2 separate regions of the Homo sapiens genome follow, and region 2 is linked to region 1. The links are chromatin loops, found by intact Hi-C in ENCODE. Cell type or tissue: transverse colon. All regions are shown on one strand. Each heading gives the region's core, and the rest is flanking DNA. Links, peaks and the distances in the headings are about the cores only. Region 1 holds the start of LOC105378351 (a long non-coding RNA gene). Region 2 has its middle 78 kb from the start of UNC5B.

What was found. Hi-C counts contacts between places; a loop is a spot of excess contacts. Peaks named below come from ENCODE experiments on the same cell type or tissue, not always from the same donor. Only the 100,000 strongest peaks of a DNase experiment are listed, where the experiment ranks them.
Region 2: it touches region 1 in a loop (1.8-fold over the local background); 3 of 110 quality-filtered maps call a loop at or near these places.

What each region holds. Positions count from the first base shown.
Region 1 is chr10:71,003,346-71,006,250 of GRCh38, forward strand. LOC105378351 (a long non-coding RNA gene) reads right to left here and starts at 2,415. Exons shown (of 3, transcript XR_946048.4): 1 at 2,338-2,415; 2 at 1,131-1,239; 3 at 1-425. RefSeq lists an enhancer at 2,064-2,862. In transverse colon, for the core only: no CTCF peak of the experiment used is centred there; no DNase peak of the experiment used is centred there.
Region 2 is chr10:71,133,471-71,136,375 of GRCh38, forward strand. No RefSeq gene overlaps it. Among named protein-coding and RNA genes, the nearest start is that of UNC5B, 78 kb to the right of the region's middle. In transverse colon, for the core only: no CTCF peak of the experiment used is centred there; no DNase peak of the experiment used is centred there.

The sequences.
Region 1 (2,905 bases), core at 105-2,604:
AAGATGTAGGCTGGAAGACTAAACCAGTCTAGAATTTCCACGTTCTTCTACCTGCTTTTATTCTGGCCACTCTGGCAGCTGATTAGATTGTGCCCACCCAGACTGGGGGTGGGTCTGCCTTTCCCAGTCCACTGACTCAAAGGTTAATCTCCTTTGGCAACACCCTCACAGACACACCCAGGAACAATACTTTGCATCCTTCAATCCAGTCAAGTTGACACTCAATAGTAACCATCACAGGGGTACCCAGGTGAAGTGGGGGAGGCAAAGAAAGAGATCTCGGTCCCAGATCTCTGCACCTGGATGCACTCCCTCTTGAAACTGCTTCTCACTGCTTCCAGGCCTGTGTCCTGTGGCCCCCATGCCTCATCAGGAAACTGGGCTCAGAGAAGTTAGCACGTGGGGGGGTCACGATGAGATGGTCCCTGATGGAAAGTAAAATTTCTCTAATGGCAAAGATCATGGAAACAGAGACCCAGCAGCAGAAAACTGAAGGTAATACAGCCTCTTCCCAGAAAGAGGGCCCCCAAGGGACCCTGAGTTACCCACACAAGGGTCGTTTCCACACGGGGAGGCTTCTCCGACATGAGTGGCTCCTTCTGCTATTCTTACAACAGTGGTCCCATCTCTCTCTCTCACTCCGATCGCTCCAGATGGTTCCAAAGGCTTTCCCCGTGGGCCTGACTACTTTACTGGTGCTAGTTAGTGATCTCCCACACTTTCCTGAGGACTGTTTTCTAGGAGCGCCCTTCAGGGAGCTTGGCCTGTGTCCTCCTGTTGGGGAAGCAGGAGCTGTGATTTGCCCCCAAGCCCAGCTGGCTGCGGAGCCCATGGTGCTCCCTTCCAGGTCCCTGCCGCATGCTGTGTGGACAGGCAGCATCTGGGTCCTGGCCATCCCCTGGTCCTGCCTCTGCCACTGTCTTGCTCTGTGACCTGGAGCCAGACCTGCCCCTTTCATGGCCCCATGAGGAGAAAGCCAGTCCTGTTTCTCACTGTTGCCAGGTCTGCGTGTATTTGGGTCTGAAAGACAGACAAGACGAGGGGGACCATGTATCAGGAGTAGGGTAGTTCTCAGCCAGGCAGGCTCCTGCTCTGCCGGCAGCAAGGTGGCCGTCCTGCAGGGAACCTACCTTGGGGAGGGCAGCCTTGCCCCTTCCCCAGCAGCCCCAGATGGAGCACCTGTCACAGCCAGACCAGTGTTCATCCACCTCTCAAAACTCCGGGCTGTCCCCACCTGACCTGGAAAGGGTCAAGATGAGAGACCTGAGAAGAAAGGAGAGGTTTCTCTTTGTGCTCACTCTCCCTAAGGAGAAAAGCTTAAAGCTGGGAGGCAGATGGCGCCTCCTCTCTCCTCTGTGAGCTGAGAGCCCAGATCCTCTGCCCACTGGCTCTGCCTCTACTCACCCATTGGTCTTAGCTGCCCTCTCCCAAGCCCATCCCTGTGTGGCCCCCCTGTTTGGCCAGTCCCAGGAGATCCTAGGGTCCCAGGTGGAGGCTGACTGGCATCCCCACAGCCCTGCCTTTGTGTGCACCTTCATGCCCATCCTGGGCCCGTGGCTGTGGCTGGGGCCTTACCCTCTTGACAGCCCTGTGCTCTCCTGGGCTGTGTCAGCAAGGAGCTGGTGACAGGAAGGATGAGGGAAGCTGATGCTCCCTTAGGGAACCCTCTTGTGTAAATGGGGAAACTGAGGCCCCAGGAGGGGCAGGCGATATGGCAGCAGAGATCAGATGAGGAAATGGAACTGGCCTGGAAGCCCACAGACCTGGGTGTGTACCCAGCCCCATCTCACGCTGACTTCCGCCTTCTGGGTCTCAGCTTTCCTTGTCTCTAGAATGGAGATCACAGTCCCAGACCTGCCTAAAACGCAGTGTGGGTCTGGTTCTGATGAGATCCTGTTTGCATGATCTCTGCCAGCCGTCAAGTGCTGTGCTGACTGAAGCCAGGCACCGGACCTGAAATCTGGGACTCTGGGCTCCCAGAACAGTGCTCCTTCCTCAGCTCTTCAGGCCCTGGCTGAGTTTGAGAGCCTCAGAGATGAGGAATGGGGTGACGAAGGATGAAAAAGTTCATGGGGATGAGCCCTGGATGCTTGACCTCTGTGGGGAAGTTCCCCATATGGTTCCCAGAGTGACAGAGGCCCCAGCAGGCCTAGCCCAGGGCAGAGCCAGGGTGGGTGAGGCTGGAGCAGGCCTCTCCTATGTCCTTGGTGACACTAGAGCCTATCATGGGCTAAAACTCGAGCCAAGCGCCAGAGTGGGACAGATGCACAGGTCCGTCCTCAGCCTCCCAAGCTCCCGCTCACTAAGTAAACACCTGTGCGTGGGCTCGTCGCTCACCTCCCTAATGAGCTCATCGCTCACCCGGCTCTCCATCGCGCTCCATCCGTCTTCACCTTGCTGCCATGGCTCCACTGTGCAGCTATTTTTGCACTTCCCAGTAAGCATTCCACTGGGCGGGGGAGCCAGTGCAGCTAGGCTGGGGCCGAGTTAGGGCTGGGCTTGATTGCTGCCACCCGGAAGTCCACGGCCTGCCTATGGGCACTTCTGGCCACTGTTCCCCACCCCAATAGCAGTACTATGTTGCAAAGGACATTTGGTTTAGCTCAGTGAGCTCCAGTGCCCTCCCTCCGCCACTCAGTAGCTGTGGGACCTTGGGCAAGCCATTTCTCCCTCTGGTTCTCAGTCCACGAAACAAAGGCACAAGTGCTACGCTGCCTGCAGGCAAGCCCTGACTCCCTGGCCTGAGTTCCTGGGCCTCAGTCATCTGTGCTGAACCTCAGGGCTGGACTCAGGCTCTCAGTAAGCCGATGGGGCCGGGGCTGTGGGTGGAGAGAAGAGGAGATTTGGGGCATGCATGTGCATGGGACGGGCAGCCCCCTCCCTGACCCTGCCCCCTGCTCTCTAA
Region 2 (2,905 bases), core at 246-2,745, 130 kb after region 1:
TCTCCAAGGGACCCCCCCCCCAACAAAGCTATAATATTGCCACCCAACTTTGTTCTAAGGACACCAAGAGATGGCCTTCCCACCTAATAGGGATTTAGGTTAACCAGAGAGATTTGTTAATTTTTGTTGAAGTTAATGAGAATCTCCTTCCCTGAGCCACACCAGGGGGTGGCCCCCTGCTCCCCCCTCGTCCCCGCCCCTTAGTCCAGCTGCCCAGAGGCAGCCACATCTAATGCTCATAGCTGTTTCTCTTGGTGTTTACTTTCATCTTTCAAAATGACATGATTTTGTTGCTATTATTCACTTTTTTAGCCATTTTCTACTGACTTGGACTGAGATGTTCTGACAGAGTCTGCACGTGTACCCTGGGAAGGGCAGGGTAGGGTAGACTGGCTGCCTGGAGGCAAGGGCTTAAAGGACCAGGGCCCAGGAACAGGGGGTGGTCCTTTTGCATGAGGGGTAGGGACAGTCCTGCTGAGGAGCAGGGGACAGCTGGGAGTTTTGCTTTCATCCTCCAAGCCCCAGGCACCCCACAGTACCAGGACTTAATGAGACAAGCCTTTCTCTTCTCTCTGCATGAATAGCAGGCCATGTCATTTCCACCACCAGGCCCTCCTGGGATATACTTGCCTCCCCACTCTACCAGGAGCCCCCTCTCTGCTTCTTTCCCCACGTCTAAGTGCTATTTGTCCCTCAAGCCCTAGCTCAGTGTTACCCCACAGCGAGAAGCCTCCTTGGCCTGGGTGCCCTTCCATCTCCTTGAGTTTCTAAGGGCTGGGCCATTGGAACAGCATATCTTGTACTTGTCAGTTCTCTGCCAACTCAGGATATAGATCTGGCCTCTTAGGTCAGGCATCAAGCCCCAGAATGCAGGAGCCTGTCTGACATCCCACTGGCAACCCCCTTCCTGAGCTTAGTCCCTGACGCATGTGAGGACTTAGCATTTGGGGCTCTTACCATTATCATGGTTCCTACTGAAGGACCCACAGCAGGGAGGAGACAAAGCCAGCTGGGCCCTGCCTGAGACCATGGTGCTGCCACTGAGGTTCTATACTGAAGAAAATAGCCAAACGGCCCCTTGCAATTAACAAGGCATTTAATAACTACCTGGGTATTATGCGTCGCCAATGCTCCAACTTTCAGGAGGAAGTAAATGAGGCTCAGAGAGGCTTTCCAGAAGTCCCACAGCTAGAAAGAAGAGAATTGGCCTAGAACACCAAGTCCTCAGATTCTTTCCTCTCTGTCCCTGGGCCCCACCCAGTGCCAGCCCCAGCCCCACATGCAGAAGGGATGAGGGTTGAACATGGACCGCTCAGGGCCACTGCCAAATTGAGCAGGGTCTCAGATGGACGTGAGCCCAGCTGCTCCCCCCACTTGCTTGGAGCTCTGTCACAGCCCCTGCATGGTCACATAGCTTTCAACACCAGTCCCTTGTCCCCAGGATCAGGGCTGGCCCAGCTCACCTGTGGGAAATACCCTCAAAAGTACACACCTGTGCATGTTGAATCATAGTCTGTCAGACACAGAAGGGTCTTCACAGATGGTGAAACAGGCCAGGGTGGGCAGCATCTGGCCCAAGGCCAAACAGACAACTGGTAGCAGAGTTGCAAAGCACTTGGGCTCCTCCCAGCTTCCCCCTACTGCGGGGTTATTACCGCAGGTGCAGAGCCTGAAGGAGGCAGTGTGGGAGAGGGGCATCATGTACAGGAGACAAGGAGAGCACATGACAGGTTACTCCTGGGTGCTGTGAGACGTGTGTACGCAACCAAGGGTGTATCACAGCACCTGTCTCTGGGTGTTTCATTAGAAGAAAAACATCAGAATGTATGAATGCCTACAAGTTTACTATTGCCTTGACAAAAGCAAGTTACAGGATAAAGTATATTTCCATTTAGTTTTATTTATATACACATGTTGTCTTAGCTCAGACTGCTCCAATAAAATACTGCAGACTAGGTTGTGTAAACAAACTTATTTTCTCAGCTGTGGAGGCTGGGAATTCCAAGATCAAGGTACCAGCAAATTCGGGTTCTGGGAGGGCTCTTCCTGGCTGGTAGACGGCCATCTTCATGCTGTGTCCTCCCCCGGCTTTGCCTCTGTGAGTGAGCTCTTGTGTCTTCTTTCAAGGACATCAATCCTATCAGATCAGGGCCCCACCTTTATAATCTTAACCTTAATTTCTTCCTTTGAGGCCCCATTTTCAAATACACCCACACAAAGGCTTAGGGCTTCAGCATATGAATTTTGGAGGGGACAAACGATCCGTAACAAATATATAACCAGCGTGTATGTATGTGCCCGTGGTGTGTTTAAGGGTGAATTTGGTATTTTCTCAACTGCTTTATTATTGGATTGTGTCATCTGTTACCACAACAATGTATTGGTTATACATTTTAAACTTAAGGAAAAAAAAAATCAGGAGAGAAGTGGGAGAGAACATGAAGCATGAAAAGCCCCACCCCCCCAGACTTAATGACCTCCCTGGTCTCCAGGCTCAGACAGCAAGCACAGACACCTGTCTGAAGAGAGGCCATTCAGCCAGATATCCGATGCCTCCACAGCACCATGGGGCACTGGACACCCTGGCCCCCACATCTGGGTATAGCCATCCTCAGCCTGGCAGGAACCAGGACAGGGGCTCCATTTTGTTCTGAGGGCTACAGGTCCAGGAGGTGCTTTACTCATGCAAATCACACCCTGACCTCCCACCAAATGTCCAGAGGAGGTCACCCCTGGTCATTCTGTTGCCCTCCCCAGCCTAGGCCCTCCCTCCAGTTGCAGCCCCAGGGCATTCAATGCTGTTGCTTGGCCCATTCTCCAGAGGCCGCCTCACGGCAGCAGGCAGACATTTGCAGCAGGCACATCCAGGGGGCACGAAGGGAAATCAATGTCCCATTCATTCGAG